Regions from separate parts of the Homo sapiens genome. Here region 2 is linked to region 1. A link is a loop called in an ENCODE intact Hi-C map of the cell type or tissue named here. Cell type or tissue: OCI-LY7. All regions are shown on one strand.

What was found. Hi-C counts contacts between places; a loop is a spot of excess contacts. Peaks named below come from ENCODE experiments on the same cell type or tissue, not always from the same donor. Only the 100,000 strongest peaks of a DNase experiment are listed, where the experiment ranks them.
Region 2: a loop joins it to region 1, with 5 times the contacts of the local background. A loop is called at or near these places in 28 of 110 quality-filtered maps.

Annotation. Positions count from the first base shown.
Region 1 is chr9:137,440,823-137,448,822 of GRCh38, forward strand. ENTPD8 (ectonucleoside triphosphate diphosphohydrolase 8) reads right to left here and starts at 535. Exons shown (of 10, transcript NM_001033113.2): 1 at 464-535. It overlaps NSMF (NMDA receptor synaptonuclear signaling and neuronal migration factor), which reads right to left. Exons shown (of 16, transcript NM_001130969.3): 16 at 6,748-8,000. RefSeq lists a silencer at 395-689. In OCI-LY7, CTCF peaks have their summits at 3,818 (motif pointing right) and 4,610 (motif pointing left); DNase peaks (open chromatin) are centred at 558 and 4,629.
Region 2 is chr9:137,283,819-137,291,818 of GRCh38, forward strand. No RefSeq gene overlaps it. Among named protein-coding and RNA genes, the nearest start is that of TOR4A, 10 kb to the left of the region's middle. RefSeq lists a silencer at 2,952-3,051 and an enhancer at 3,352-3,401. In OCI-LY7, a CTCF peak has its summit at 3,291 (motif pointing right); DNase peaks (open chromatin) are centred at 2,633, 2,933 and 3,283; H3K27ac peaks cover 2,176 bases.

The DNA.
Region 1 (8,000 bases):
AGACCAGGACAGCCCCCCCAGACCAGGACAGCCCCCCAGACCAGGACAGCCCCCCCCAGACCAGGACAGCCCCCCAGACCAGGACAGCCCCCCAGACCAGGACAGCCCCCCCAGACCAGGACACCCCCTCAGACAGAACAGTCCCCCAGACCAGGACAGCCCCCCCAGACCAGGACAGCCCCCCAGACCAGGACAGCCCCCCCAGACCAGGACAGCCCCCCAGACCAGGACAGCCCCCCAGACCAGGACAGCCCCCCAGACCAGGACAGCCCCCCCAGACCAGGACACCCCCTCAGACAGAACAGTCCCCCAGACCAGGACAGCCCCCCCAGACCAGGACAGCCCCCCAGACCAGGACAGCCCCCCCAGACCAGGACAGCCCCCCAGACCAGGACAGCCCCCCAGACCAGGACAGCCCCCCAGACCAGGACAGCCCCCCCAGGACATCCCTTTGGACCCTCACCTGGGCTGGCTGCCCACTTCCCGGAGCGGCAAGGAGGAAGCTGTGCTTAGACGCTTCTGTGTCCGCGCACCTGGCGTCCAGCCTCTCCCTGCCCCTGGGTCCAGGACAGCTGGGGTGGGCGGGGCAGGGCGGTGACAGCCTCGGGCGATGCGCTGTGCACCTGGCTCCAGGGCCCGCAGGCTGAGGCCAGCGCCCAAGGTCGCCCCGCCCACTCCACCCTCGGGTCCCCCGCCCAGGGTCTCCCCGCATCTCCCACCCGCGGGTCTGTCTCGGTGCCCAGGGTCGCCCCGCCCCCGGGGGGGTGGGAGGCAGGAGAGGGAAGCTGAGGAGGAGCCTGGAGCTGCGAGGGGCAGAACTCCGGGACCCCGCCCCCCACGGCCCGCAGCCGCGCTCCTGACCCCGGCCCGGACTTTACCCCCCGTGCCGCCCGGCCCGGGCAGGTCGGAGTCAGGTGACCCCGAAGGTCCAGGCCCGGGGCGGGGGCGGAAGCGCCTGCAGCCCCGCGGCGCCCGTCGTTTTCCATTTGCAGCCACTCTGCCTTTCCCGCTCGCCGTGGGTCCCGGGGCCGCCGCCGTCGGGGTCCGGGCCTCTGAAGCGGGGCGGGGCTGGGGGAGGCGCGGAGCCAGGGCCGGGCTGGGTGGGGCTGGGGGTGTTGGGGGGCGGGGAATAGGGTGGGGGAATGCGGGGGGGCGGTGAATTCCTTTCTGTGTGAGATCCAAGAACCCTCTTGGGGTCTCAATCGGGACTCTCTTTACTGGTAGCATATTTGGTGTCATGTGTGTGCATTTTTGTGCTTTTTCTTGGTGATTTCACTGTTTATAATGGCGTCTCAGCATAGTGCAGAAATGCAAGAAGGCTGAGATGCACTTTACAGAGAAAACACACATTGGATAAGCTTCATTCGTGCAAGAGTTAGCGCTGTTGGCCATGAGTTCAATGTTAGTGATACAATACATATTAAGTAAGGTGCCCTTAAACAAAAATACACATAAAAGAAGGTTTTATTAATATATTGATCATTTAACAAAAATGTGACCAGAAGCTTGCAGGAACAGAACTTTGCATTTCCCTTAGGAGCAATAGTTTAGCATATTCTTTAATTCAGTGTTTGCAGCAACTTTATACACTAGCTGCCATGGGTCATAAGAGTCAAATGTGTTTGTTGAGGATTTTTGCAGTTGTGTTCAACAAAGTTGCATAGTTTTCTTTTTTAGTCCTGGTTTCTGTATGGGGATAATGCTGGGCTTATAAAATGAGTCTGGGAAGTTGTCCTTTTTTTTTTTTTTTTTTGAGATGGAGTCTCGCTCTGTCACCCAGGCTAGAATGCAATGGTGCAGACTTGGCTCACTGCAACCTCCACCTCCCAGGTTCAAGCGATTCTCCTGCCTCAGTCTCCGGAGTAGCTGGGATTACAGGTGCCTGCCACCATGCCTGGCTAATTTTTTGTATTTTCAGTAGAGATGGGGTTTCACCATGTTGGCCAGGATGGTCTCAAACTCCTGACCTTGTGATCCGCCCACCTCGGCCTCCCAAAGTGCTGGAATTACAGGCGTGAGCCACCGCGCCCAGCCAGCTGTCCTTGTTTTATTTTGTGGAAGGGATTTGAAGAATTTGTATTAAATTTCTTCTTTAAATATTTTGTATAATTTGGTGGTAAAACCATCTGAGCCAGTACTTTCCTTTTTAGAAAAGTTTTAAAGTACAAATTCAGTTTCTTTAATACTTAATAGGATTGTTCAAGTTGTCTATTTAATGAGTTTTGGTAGTTTGTGGCTTTCAAGGAATTGGTCCATTTCACCTAAGTTGCTAAATTTATGTGACTACAATTATTCATAGTACTTCCTGGTTATCCTTTTAATGTCTGTAGGGTCTGCAGTGCTAACCCTCCCATTCCTCATATTGGTAATTTTGTCCTCTGTGTCTCTCATCAGTGTTGCTAGCTAGAGGTTTATCCATTTTATTCATCATTTCAAAGAACCTGCTTTTTGTTTCATAATTTTTTCTTTTTGGTTTTTGAATTTTTAAATTTAATTTAATTTAATTTAATTTTTTTGAGACGGAGTCTCTCTCTGTTGCCCAGGCTGGAGTGCAGTGGCCGGATCTCAGCTCACTGCAAGCTCTGCCTCCCAGGTTCACGCCATTCTCCTGCCTCAGCCTCCTGAGTAGCTGGGACTACAGGCATGTGCCACCACGCCCAGCTAATTTTTTGTATTTTTAGTAGAGACAGGGTTTCACCGTGTTAGCCAGGATGGTCTCGATCTCCTGACCTCATGATCCGCCCACCTCGGCCTCCCAAAGTGCTGGGATTACAGGCGTGAGCCACCACGCCCGGCCGGTTTTTGAATTATTTTAATTCTGCTCTTACTTGTATTTCCTTTCTTCTGCTTGATTTGAGCTTATATTGCTCCTCCTTTTCTGGTTTCTTAATGCAGAAGGTTAGATTATTGACTTGAACCTTTCTTTTTTTCTAATGTAAGCATTTGTGCTATGAATTTCCCTCTTAAGCACTGTTTAGCTATCTCTCTCAATTTTTGATATGTTGTATTTTCATTTTATTCAGTTAAAACATATACATATATATAAATTTTTTTTTTTTGAGACGAAGTCTCACTCTGTTGCCCAGGCTGAAGTACAGTGGCACAACGTAGGCTCACGGCAACCTCTGCCTCCCAGGTTCAGGTGATTCTCCTGCCTCAGCCTCCCCAGTAGCTGGGATTACAGGCATGCGCCACCACACCCGGCTAATTTTTTTGTATTTTTAATAGAGACAGGGTTTCACCAGGTTGGCCAGGCTGGTCTCGAACTCCTGAACGCAGGTGATCCGCCCACCTCGGCCTCCCAAAATGCTGGGATTACAGGCGTGAGCCACCGGGCCCAGTGGCAGGATCATAGCTCACTGCAGCTGTGAACTCCCTGGCTCAAGCAATCCTCCCTCCTTAGCCTCCCAAGTAGCTGGGACCACAGGCATGCACCACTGTGCCCGGCTGATTTTTGTTTTTGTTTTTGTTTTTAGTAGAAACAGGGTTTCACCATGTTGCCCAAGCTTCTCTCAAACTTCTGTGCTCAAGTGATCCATCCGCCTCGGCCTCCCAATGTGCTAGGATGACAGGCGTGAGCCACTGGGCCCAGCCTTTGCTGAGACTTTCTCTTCTGACATTTTAAGTGCTCACGATGGCTCAGTTAGGCACCGCTATAATAGCTACTTTAAAGTCTTCAGGCCGGGCATGGTGGCTCACACCTGTCATCCCAGCACTTTGGGAGGCCAAGGCAGGAGGATCACTTGAGGCCAGGAGTTCAGGACCAGCCTGGTCATTCCAGAACCACCACTGGGGGGCATACGTGTGACTAGACCAGAGGGTGCCCCAAAATCTTGGAGAAAAACTGACCTTGGACCAATAGCCACTGAGGCTGAAACTAAAACAGCAATGTTCACCATAGGATAAAAGGAAGACTCCGAGTCTCATATTAAGTAAGATTCAAAACATTACAAACCAGGCCAGGCGTGGTGGCTCATGCCTGTCATCCCAGCACTTTGGGAGGCCAAGGCACGTGGATCACCTGAAGTCAGGAGTTCGAGACCAGCCTGGTCAACATGGTGAAACCCCTGTCTCTACTAAAAATACGAAAAATTAGCCAAGCGTGGTGGTGGGTGCCTGTAATCCCAGCTACTTGGGAGTCTGAAGCAGGAGAATTACTTGAACCCGGAAGGTGGAGGTTGCAGTCAGACGAGATTGTGCCACTGCACTCCAGCCTGGGCAACAGAAAGAGACTCTAAGAAAAAAAAAAAAATTACAAACCAGAATTCCTCCACACCCAAAGAACTGTGAGAATCCTGACCAGCAGGGAAGAGGCCATCAGCAGACACCAAGGTTGAGAAGGCGTTGAAATGACAGAAAGACTGACAAAATCTGTTTTTTAAAATTTTACTCATTTAAAAATTTTTTCTTGAGACAAGGTCTTGCTCTGTCACCCAGGATGGAGTGCAGTGGCGTAATCTTAACTCACTGTAGCCTTGAATTCTCGGGCTCAAGTGATCCTCCTGCCCCAGCGTCCCAAGCAGCTGACACCACAGGCACGCACCACCACCACACCCCATTAATTTTTTTTTTACTTTTTGTAGAGACAGATATTCGGGCGCCCCCAGTCTAGCCACACGTATGCCCCCCAGTGGTGGTTCTGGGAATGACCAAGGTTGGCTGCTGAAGTCAGTTGTCTGGGTGAGTCAGAGTGAGACACACAGACACACTCACAGGCACGCCTGAGGGTTGGGGGGCGTTGGGGGTGGTTTTTGGGTACTTCTCAGCTCCTGGGCTCCCCAGACCTCCCTTCCCAGCCCTCAGGCCAGAAAGCAGGGGTGACAGAGCGCACAGAGACGTGGGAGATTTGGCAGCGGGAGGGGAGCTGACCCGCCTGCCTGCAGGCACCAGGACAGGTGCAGGGAGCCATCGGGGCCATCTTGCCCCTTTCAGGGACAGGTTTTATGTTTGCTGTCTCCTGCCCCCACAGAGGCAATGCTAACAGCAAGGGTGTGACCGCCACAGCTCCCTCCACCATTCCGATCATGTCTACATTATTGATTCCTGCTCACGGGGGTTTTACCTTACAGACAGGAATCACACCTCTGCTTGCCCTTAGACACTCCTGCACCCTGGCGGGAGGTCTCCACACAGCCCCCAGACCACACCCCAGGTCTCAAGGGTGGCTGCTCTGCTGGGTGCACATCCGGCCACGGGGCCACCCGGGGGGCCACTTGGGGTTGTGTAGTGAGCGTGGAAGTGCAGACCTGGGGGTCTGCACTTGAGAGCAGGGCAGGCAGGTCGCTGGGGCAGGCGGGGGCCTCCCCCGTGCTGTTCCCAGCCTGCCAGGTAGTCACGAGAGTGCATCCAGGCAGGTGGCAGGAGACATTGCACATCGATGTGAAGCGTGACCCAGTCACTTGGAACAGCTGGACCTGTTGCATCTTCCTCCTTAGCAATAAGCCTCGTGAGCATCGGATCCTTCCAGAAAAGCCATTGTGCGATCGGGCCACACCCAGATTAGCGGGCACAGCACAGCGGGGCAGTAGACACCCTCAGAAAAGGTGCCAGGGGGCGGCTGGGGCTGGACGGGCTTGTGCACTCATCAGTCACACTACTTTTAAGAGCTGTTACCAGATTACCTTAAAAAAAAAAGCTGTAACAGGCTGAGGAGGCAGGAGGATTGCTCGAGGCCAGGAGTTTGAGACTAGCCTGGGCAACAGAGTGAGACCCTGTCTCTACAAAACATAAAAGAATTAGCCAGGCGTGGTGATGCCTGTAGTCCCAGCTACTCCGGAGGCTGAGCGGGTGGGAGAATCGCTTGAGCCCAGGAGGTCAAGACAGCGGTGAGCCCCAGCCTGCGCGACAGATCAAAACCCTCTCAAATTGAAAAGGGGGTTACCTCGTCGCTTTCATTGGCCTTTCCATGATTCCTGATGGGATGAGGACTTTCTTCATGGAATTACCAGCCAGTTTCCTGCTCTGCGAATGATTTCTCCACATCTCTGCTCACTTTTCCATATCGGTTTTTGTCATTTTCTTTAGCAACATATAAAAACTCTTTAAATATTAAGGACCTTAATCACTCCCATGTGTGGCAAATATTTCTTATTTCTTCCCCAACTATTTCTGGCTGCTGCTGTTTTTGTATTTCAAGGGAGGCGAGGGCGGGTGCAGCAAAGTAGCCGAGGTTGCCCTGGTCACCGGCCCCCCGCCCTGGCCCAGCCTGCCTCCACTTGGGGCCACCTCCTTCCCCGTTGGCACTTCTGCGTCTGCTCCTGTGGGGCCACCTCCTTCTATGTCTGCTCCTGGGCCTGCTGGCTTTGACGTGTCTTCCTCCTTTCACTTCCCCCGGTGGTCATGGCATGAGGAATGGAACCTCATGGACCATACATAAGGCCCCCCAGGCCTTACTCACTCCAGCAGACCCTACGGACCGGACTGTGTGGGACAGGCATGCGGCTGGCAGCAGCCCCAGGAGCCACCTGACGGGTTAGGACTGCAGGGTCCCTGTGGCTGTTCTGGGTCTCAGAGCTCAGGTGACGGACAGATGTGCCTTTGGAGCAGTGCAGTGTGTGGGCACGTGGCGACCTCGCATGCTGTCCTACTTTGAAGAGTGCCACCCTTGAGGCCTGCACGGCAGCGTCAGCAGATTCCAGGCGGTGGCGACTTGTCTCATCAACTTTGCAGAAAGGAGACTCGGATCCCCCATGATTTCACGATATGTCACTTTCAAATAGTAACTGAATAACACAGAGTCTACAGGCATTTGGTATTTACCTAAAACTTTATACACTCAAATTGGCACCAAAACCTGCCCCCTCCCGGGACCCCATCTAGAATGCCCTGGAAGAGCTGGAGGTGGCTGACGGCTGTGTGACCACCCCCAGCACACTGGGCCTCAAGCCTGCCAGGCTGTGCCAGGCTGCGCACCAGTGGCCCCCTGACCCTAGCCCAGCTGATACGTGCTGCTCTGTCCCCCAGCCACGGGGCAGGGAACCAGCTGGCAGCCAGCCTGGCTGTGCCCAGCAGCGGTCTGGGCCCTGAGGACACCTGAGGTTGAGAGAGTGGCCCCCATCTGTGGCCACACTGCTGACTGCACACACAGTGTGGCGTGAGGGACATACAGCCCTCTCCCTGGTGCCCTCAGGCGGCAGGGGGAACGGGCTGTCTCTGCTGTCCCCTCCAGACCCGGCGAGGCCCCCCTCCGAGACTGCAGCCTCCCCCCAGCCCTCCTGCAGCTCCTCTCCGTCCCCTCCTGTGCTGGTCCCCCTGGCTATGCCCTGTGGGGTGGTCTAGTGGCCTAGCTCCAACTCTGTCCAGGCAGGAAGGCCCTGCAGCAGTGACCTCACAGGAGTGGGCCCAGAAGCTGGGCACAGGAAGGCCCCTGGAAAGCACTGAGAGGACAGACCCACGCGGCGGCCGCGGTGGAGGATCAGGTTTAATGGTCACTATGAGGGTATCGTACATCGTTCCAAGCCCGGCCCCCGCCCCAGCCCTCCCTCAGCTGGGAACACAGCCAGGTGCCCTCAGACCCCTGGCTCTGCACAAGGGGGGCCTGCCCCCTCGCCCCAGCTATATACACGACAGCCCATCCTGCTGGCCGTGGACAAAAGCTGGGAGCTCCTGTGCCCAGTCAGGAGCCCCTACAGTCCACCAGCTGCGCGGCCGGGTCCAGGGGCCCACTGTGGTGCCAGCGAGTTTCTCAAAACCCAGGGCCCAGCCCCAGCTGGGCCCCTGCCAAGCCCCAGGCCTGTGTGCTGGGATGGAGCCTCCACACTGAGGCTGGTAAAAGCTGAACTCAACAGCAGCAATGAGAGTGCTGGGTGGGCTTGGGGGGATGGGGAGCAGGCCCCACCCAGAGCCTCCTCTGAAGGAGGGGACGCTGCGCCCTTCCTTCCTGCTGCCCAGACTGCCCCTACCGGGTCCGGCGCCGGCTGAGGTCTAAGTAAGCAGGGATGGGGGGTGGCAAGAGGAGTGTAAGTGAAAGCACAGACAGTCGGAGACTCGGCCAGTGTAGA
Region 2 (8,000 bases), 160 kb before region 1:
CTCTACTAAAAATACAAAAATCAGTCGGATGTGGTGTCGAGTTCCTGTCATCCCAGCTACTTGGGGGGCTGAGGTAGGAGAATCGCTTGAATCCAGGAGGTGGAGCTTGCAGTGAGCCAAGACCCTGCGACTGCACTCCAGCCTGGACGACAGAGTGAGACTATGTCTCAAAAAAGATAAAATAAATAAGTAAATGTGTCCACCTGGGTAATAACGGATTATCTTCCCATCCAAGGTCCACACTTACCTACATCTGCAAAGTCCCTGAGTCAGTTTTGGTAATTTGTGTCTTTCTTGGAACTTCTAGGAATTTGTCCATTTCATCTAAATTGTCTAATTTTATTGATTTTTTTTTTTTGAGACAGTCTTGCTCTATCGCCCAGGCTGGAGTGCAGTGGCTCGATCTTGGCTCACTGCAACCTCTGCCTCCTGGGTTCAAGGGATTCTCCTGCTGTAGCCTCCCTAGTACCTGGGACTACAGGTGTGTGCCACCATGCCCAGCTAATTTTTTGTTTTGTTTTGTTTTGAGACGGAGTTTCACTCTTGTTGTCTAGGCTGGAGTGCAATGGTGCGATGATCTCGGCTCATTGCAACTTCCACCTCCTGGGTTCAAGCAATTCTCCTGCCTCAGTCTCCCGAGTAGCTGGGATTGCAGGCACGCACCAACATGCTCAGCTAATTTTTGTATTTTTAGTAGAGACAGGGTTATACCATATTGGACAGGCTGGTCTCAAACTCCCCACTTACAGTGATCCTCCAGCCTAGACCTCCCAAAGTGCTGGGATTACAGGCGTGAGCCACCATGCCTGGCCCTAGGCAAACTTTTTGAAATAAAGCTTTTTTTTTTTTTTTTGGTTTGTTTGTTTGAGACAGGGTCTCACTCTGTCACCTAGGCTGGAGGGCAGTGGTGCAATCTCAGCTAGTGGTGCAATCTTGGCTCACTGCAGCCTTAAACTCCCAGGTTCAAGCGATTCTCCTGCCTTGGCCTCCTGAGTAGCTGGGACCAGAGGCGTGTGCCACCATGTCCTGGTAATTTTTGTTTTTTTTTTTTTTTTTGAGACAGAGTCTCGCTCTGTTGCCCAGGCTGGAGTGCAGTGGCGCGATCTCTGCTCACTGCAAGCTCCGCCTCCTGGGTTCATGCCATTCTCCTGCCTCAGCCTCCCAAGTAGCTGGGACTACAGGCGCCCATCACCACGCCTGGCTAGTTTTTTGCATTTTTTTTTTTTGAGATGGAGTCTTGCTCTGTCATCCAGGCTGGAAGTGCAGTGGCGCAATCTTGGCTCACTGCAAGCTCCGCCTCCCGGGTTCTCGCCATTCTGCCTCAGCCTCCTTAGTAGCTGGGATTACAGGCGCCTGCCACCATGACTGGCTAATTTTTTTTTTTGCATTTTTTTAGTAGAGACGGGGTTTCACCATGTTAGCCAGGATGGTCTCGATCTCCTGACCTCATGATCCGCCCTCCTCGGCCTCCCAAAGTGCTGGGATTACAGGCATGAGCCACCGTGTCCGGCCCCACATTGGGTAGTTTCTATTGATCTAGTCTCAAATTGCATGGCGAGCACATACAATTCCAGCTGCCCGGGAGGCTGAGGCAGGAGAATCACTTGAATCCAGGAGGCAGAGGTTGCAGTGAGCCGAGATTGAGCCATTGCACTCCAGCCTGGGAGACAGAGCGAGACTTATCTCAAAAAAAAAAAAAAAAAATCTGTTGCTCAACCTCTTTAGTGGATTTCTCATTTCAGTTTTTGTGCTTTTTAACTCCAAACTTTCCATTTCCATTTGGTTCTTTTTTTTTTTGTCTTTCAATTCTTTATTATATATAAAAAATTGTTTTCCATCTTGAAAGTTTTTTTTTTAAATTTTTTTTGAGAGATGAATCTCAATCTGTTTCCCAGGTTGGAGTGCAGTGGTGCAATCTCAGATCACGGCAACCTCTGCCTCCTGGGTTCAGGCAATTCTCCTGCCTCAGCCTCCTGAGTAGCTGGGATTACAGGCATGTGCCACCACGCCCAGCTAATTTTTGTAGTTTTAGTAGAGACAGGATTTCTCCATGTTGGCCAGGCTGGTCTCAAACTCCTGATCTCAGGTGATCCACCACCTTGGCCTCCCAAAGTGCTGGGATTACAGGTGTGAGCCACTGCACCCGGCCTAATTTTTGTATTTTTTTAGTAGAGACGGGGTTTCACTATATGTTGGCCAGGCTGGTCTCGAACTCCTGAGATCAAGCAATCCTCTTGCCTCGGCCTCTCAAAGTGCTGGGATTACAGGCGTGAGCCACCGCACCTGGCTTCACCTTGAAAGTTTTAAAGCCAATGTATCTTCTCTTTCTGAAGATTTGAAACATTTTGTAGACAGAATGGAAAGCAATGAAAATCTACAAAAATGTTTTGAATACCCAAAAGAAAAAGCATCAGATTTGTTTCTGGCAATACCTGTGGTTGAGATGAAGGAATCCATAGCAGAGGTTTCTTCAGAGCCTCAGGCTTGGGATCAGTTTTTGTTGCACTATCAGGTTGAGTGTCTGCGATTACATGTTCAGAGGATCAACCAAAGTCAGAATTTCTGAAGTTGAAGTGAAACTACAGTATACTTTTTTTTTTCCAGACAGAGTTTCACTCGGTTGCCCAGGCTGGAGTGTAATGGCATGATCATAGCACATTGCTCAAGCACATAGCAACAGGCTCAAGCAATCCTCCTGCCTCAGCCTCCCGAGTAGCTGGGACTACAGGTGCATGTCACCACGCCCAGCTAATTTTGTTCATTTTTTGTACAGATGAGGTTTCACTATGTTGCCCAAGCTAGTCTCAAACTCCTGGGCTCAAGGGATCCTCCTGCTTTGGCTTCTCAAAGTGCTGGGACTACAGGCTTGAGCCACCACACCTGGCCCAGACTGTGTTCTTTTTTTTTTTTTTTTTGAGACGGAGTCTCGCTCTGTCGCCCAGGCTGGAGTGCAGTGGTGCGATCTCGGCTCACTGTAACCGCCTTCTGAGTTCACACTATTCTCCTGTCTCAGCCTTCCAAGTAGCTGAGATTGCAGCATGTGCCACCACACCTGGCTAACTTTGTATTTTTAGTAGAGATGGGGTTTCACCATGTTGGTCAGGCTGGTCTTGAACTCCTGACCTCAGGTGATCCGCCTGCCTTGGCCTCCCAAAGTGCTGAGATTACAGGCGTGAGCCACTGCACCTGACCCAGGAGAAGGTCTTTGACTGTGTGGAGCTGGTGATGGATGAGCTACAAGGAGCAGTCCCTGCCATGGGCCTTCGTGGACTGAGGCCGTCAGAGCCTCCAGCAGGTGTCAGTGCAGCTCAGGGAGAGACACCCACTCAGCACCTCCCAAGAGATGCAGACTCATGTCCAGGACCTCGTGGAGTTTCTGGAGGCTGGAAAGGGAACGGGGATGGAAGGCGCTCCAGCACGTGGCCATTGCCCGGGGGTGTGAGCTGGTGATTTCTGCCCTTCTGCCTCTGAGGATGAGCGTAGAGCGTCGTAGTTTTTCTTATTTTTTTTTTCAAGACGGAGTTTCGCTCTTGTTGCCCAGACTGGAGTGCAGTGGCGTGATCTCGGCTCACTGCAACCTCTGCCTCCCGGGTTCAAGTGATGCTTCTGCTTCAGCCTCCCGAGTAGCTTACCTGGCTAACTTTTGTAGTTTTAGTAGAGACAGGGTTTCATCATGTTGCCCAGGCTGGTCTCCAACTCTTGACCTCAGGTGATCCACCTGTGTCGGCCTCCCAAAGTGCTGGGATTACAGGTGTAAGCCACCGAGCCCAGCCTCTTTTCTTTTTTTAAAATTTTTATTTTTTTGAGACAGGGTCTTACTCTGTCACCCAGGCTAGAGTACAGTGGTAGAGTCATAGCTCACTGCAGCCTTGCACTCCTGGGCTCAAGTGATCCTCCCAGCTCAGCATCCCAAGCAGCTGGGGCCACAGGTGTGCACCACCATGCTTGCTTAATTTTTGTATTTTTTATAGAAATGGGGCTTTGCCACATTGCCCAGGCTGGTCTCGAACTCCTGAGCTCAAATGATCCACCCACCTTGACCTCCCAAAGTGCTGGGATTACAGGTGTGAGCCACGGCGCCCAGCCGCCCATTCCTTTTTAAGGCTGAAATGAGTACTGTGGATCAGGATGCAATGTGACTGGTGTCCTTACAAGAAGAGAATATTTGGGCCAGGCACGGTGGCTCACGCCTGTAATCCCAGCACTTTGGGAGGCCGAGGCGGGCAGATCACGAGGTCAGGAGATCAAGACCAACCTGGCTAACATGGTGAAGCCCCATCTCTACTAAAAATACAAAAAATTAGCCAGGCCTGGTGGCAGGTGCCTGTAGTCCCAGCTACTTGGGAGGCTGAGGCAGGAGAATGGTGTGAATCCGGGAGGCGGAGCTTGCAGTGAGCCGAGATCGCGCCACTGCACTCCAGCCTGGGCGACAGAATGAGATTCACTCTCAAAAAATAAAATAAAATAAAATAATAAAAAAATAGAAAAGGAAAGAAAAAGCGCCTCTGCCCGGCCGCCCCTACTGGGAAGTGAGGAGCCCCTCTGCCCGGCCAGCCGCCCCGTCCGGGAGGGAGGTGGGGGGGTCGGCCCCCCGCCCGGCCAGCCGCCCCGTCCGGGAGGTGAGGGGCGCCTCTGCCCGGCCGCCCCTACTGGGAAGTGAGGAGCCCCTCTGCCCGGCCAGCCGCCCCGTCCGGGAGGGAGGTGGGGGGGGTCAGCCCCCCTGCCCGGCCAGCCGCCCCGTCCGGGAGGTGAGGGGCGCCTCTGCCCGGCCGCCCCTACTGGGAAGTGAGGAGCCCCTCTGCCCGGCCACCACCCCGTCTGGGAGGTGTGCCTAACAGCTCATTGAGAACGGGCCAGGATGACAATGGCGGCTTTGTGGAATGGAAAGGCGGGAAAGGTGGGGAAAAGATTGAGAAATCGGATGGTTGCCGTGTCTGTGTAGAAAGAAGTAGACATGGGAGACTTTTCATTTTGTTCTGCACTAAGAAAAATTCCTCTGCCTTGGGATCCTGTTGATCTGTGACCTTACCCCCAACCCTGTGCTCTCTGAAACATGTGCTGTGTCCACTCAGGGTTAAATGGATTAAGGGCGGTGCAAGATGTGCTTTGTTAAACAGATGCTTGAAGGCAGCATGCTCGTTAAGAGTCATCACCCATCCCTAATCTCAAGTAATCAGGGACACAAACACTGCGGAAGGCCGCAGAGTCCTCTGCCTAGGAAAACCAGAGACCTTTGTTCACTTGTTTATCTGCTGACCTTCCCTCCACTATTGTCCCATGACCCTGCCAAATCCCCCTCTGTGAGAAACACCCAAGAATTATCAATAAAAAAATAAATTAAAAAAAAAAAAAAAGAAAAAAAAAAGAAATTGGAGAGCCAGCAAACCGAGAAGATGGAGACCTGGAGACCTAGTGTCCTGAACCAGTATCTTACATTTTCCATGCTGGCAGGAGGGTTTTCATGGGATGGGGGATGTGGAGAAACTATGTGCAGGGCTTGGGATCAGGAGGGGACCGAGGACCACACACATCTGGGTGCCAGCGAGGGTGGGAGGGACCGAGGACCACACACATCTGGGTGCCAGCGAGGGTCTGAGGAGGCTGTGGCCACTTCTCTGTCCTTGGTCAGGTCACAGTGCTCCTGTAAATCTTTTTTTTTTTTTTTGAGATGGAGTCTCGCTCTGTCGCCCAGGCTGGAGTGCAGTGGTGCAATCTTGGCTCACTGCAACCTCCGCCTCCCAGGTTCACGCCATTTTCCTGCCTCAGCCTCCCAAGTAGCTGGGACTACAGGCGCCTGCCACCATGCCCGGCTAATTTTTTTTTTGTATTTTTTGTAGAGTCAGGGTTTCACCATGTTAGCCGGGATGGTCTCGATCTCCTGACCTCATGATGTGCCCACCTTGGCCTCCCAAAGTGCTGGGATTACAGGCGTGAGCCACCATGCCCGGCCCTTGCTCCTGTAAATCTTTAACAAAACCTAGTTAGTGGGTTTCATTTTTATTTTTTTATTTTTTTTTCAGGGTCTCACTCTGTCACCCAGGCTGGAGTTCAGTGGCGTGACCTCGGCTCACTGCAAGCTCCGCCTCTTGGGTTCAAGCGATTCTCCTGCCTCAGCCTCCCGAATAGCTGGGATTACAGGCATGCGCCACCATACCAGCTAATTGTTGTATTTTTAGTAGAGAGTGTTTCTCCATGTTGGCCAGGCTGGTCTTGAATGCCTGACCTCAGGTGACCCACCCACCTTGGCCTCCCTCAGTACTGGGATTACAGGCGTGAGCCACCGCACCGGTCCCCACATATATATTTTTTGAGACAGGGTCTCTCTCTGTTGCCCAGACTGGAGTGCAGGGGTGCAATCATGGCTCACTGCAGCCTAAACCTCCTGGGCTCAAGCCATCCTACCACCTCAGCCTCCAAAGTGGATGGGACCACAGGCGTGTGCCACGTCTGGCCAGGTTTAAAAAATTTTTTTAGAGACGAGGTCTCACTATGTTGCCACGCTGATCTCAAACAGCTGGGCTCGAGCAATCCTCCTGCCTCCTCCCAAAGTGCTGGGATTACGGGCGTGAGCCACCACACCTGGCTTTAAGTAGAATTTATTTTTATGTATGTATTTATTTATTTATTTATTTGAGATGGAGTCTTGCTTTGTCGCCCAGGCTGGAGTGCAATGGCACAATCTCGGCTCACTGCAACCTCTGTCTCCTGGCTTCAAGTGATTTTCCTGCCTCAGCCTCCGGAGTAGCTGGGATTACAGGCACCTGCCACCACGCCTGGCTAATTTTTGTATTTTTAGTAGAGACGGGATTTCACCATGTTGGCCAGACTGATCTTGAACTCTTGACCTCGTGACTCACCTGCCTCAGCCTCCTAAAGTGCTGGGATTACAGGCATGAGCCACTGTGCCCAGCCTGATATTTCTAGTTTTATTTTACCAATAAGTTAAAAACTATTTTTGGCCTGGCATGGTGGCTCACGCCTGTAATCCCAGCACTTTGGGAGGCTGAGGCGGGCAAATCATGAGATCAGGAGTTCAAGATCAGCCTGGCCAACATAGTGAAACCCTATCTCTACCAAAAATACAAAAATTAACCAGGTGTGGTGGCACGCACCTGTAGTCCCAGCTACTTGGGAGGCTGAGGCAGGAGAATCGCTTGAACCCAGGAGGCAGAGGTTGCGGTGAGCCAAGGCGGCAGCATTGCACTCCAGCCTGGGTGACAGAGCAAGACTCTGTCTCAAAAACAAACAAACAAATAAAAAAACATTTTATTTACCAAAGATTATAAAATTCATGTGAACCTGATAGACATTTGGACTTAACTTATGAGTATCCATTTACTTATAGGCCAATTTGGTAACATGCTACATACAACATATAACAATACCTGTACATATACATAAACACATTTAAACATATATACATACAAACACACACACACACAAAGATCCAAACCTTTTTTTTTCTTTTTTTTGAGACGGCATCTGGCTCTGTTGCCCAGGCTGGAGTGCAGTGGCATGATCTCAGCTCACTGCAACCTCTGCCTCCTGGGTTCAAGTGATTCTCCTGCCTCAGCCTCCCGAGTAGCTGGGATTACAGGCACCTGCCACCATATCTGGCTAGTTTTTGTATTTTTAGTAAAGACAGAGTTTCACCAAGTTGGCCAGGCTGGTCTTGAACTCCTGACCTCAGATGATCCTCCCGCCTTGGCCTCCCAAAGTGCGCTGGGATTACAGGCATGAGCTAACGCGCCCGGCCTTTTTTTTTTTTTTTTTTTTTTTTTGAGAGAGTTTTGCTCTTGTTGCGCAGGCTGCAGTACAATGGCATGATTTTGGCTCACCACAACCTCCGCCTCCTGGGTTCAAGCGATTCTCCTGCCTCAGCCTCCTGAGTAGCTGGGATTACAGGCATGCGCCACCATGCCCGGCTAATTTTGTATTTTTAGTAGAGACAGGGTTTCTCCATGTTGGTCAGGCTGGTCTTGAACTCCCAACCTCAGGTG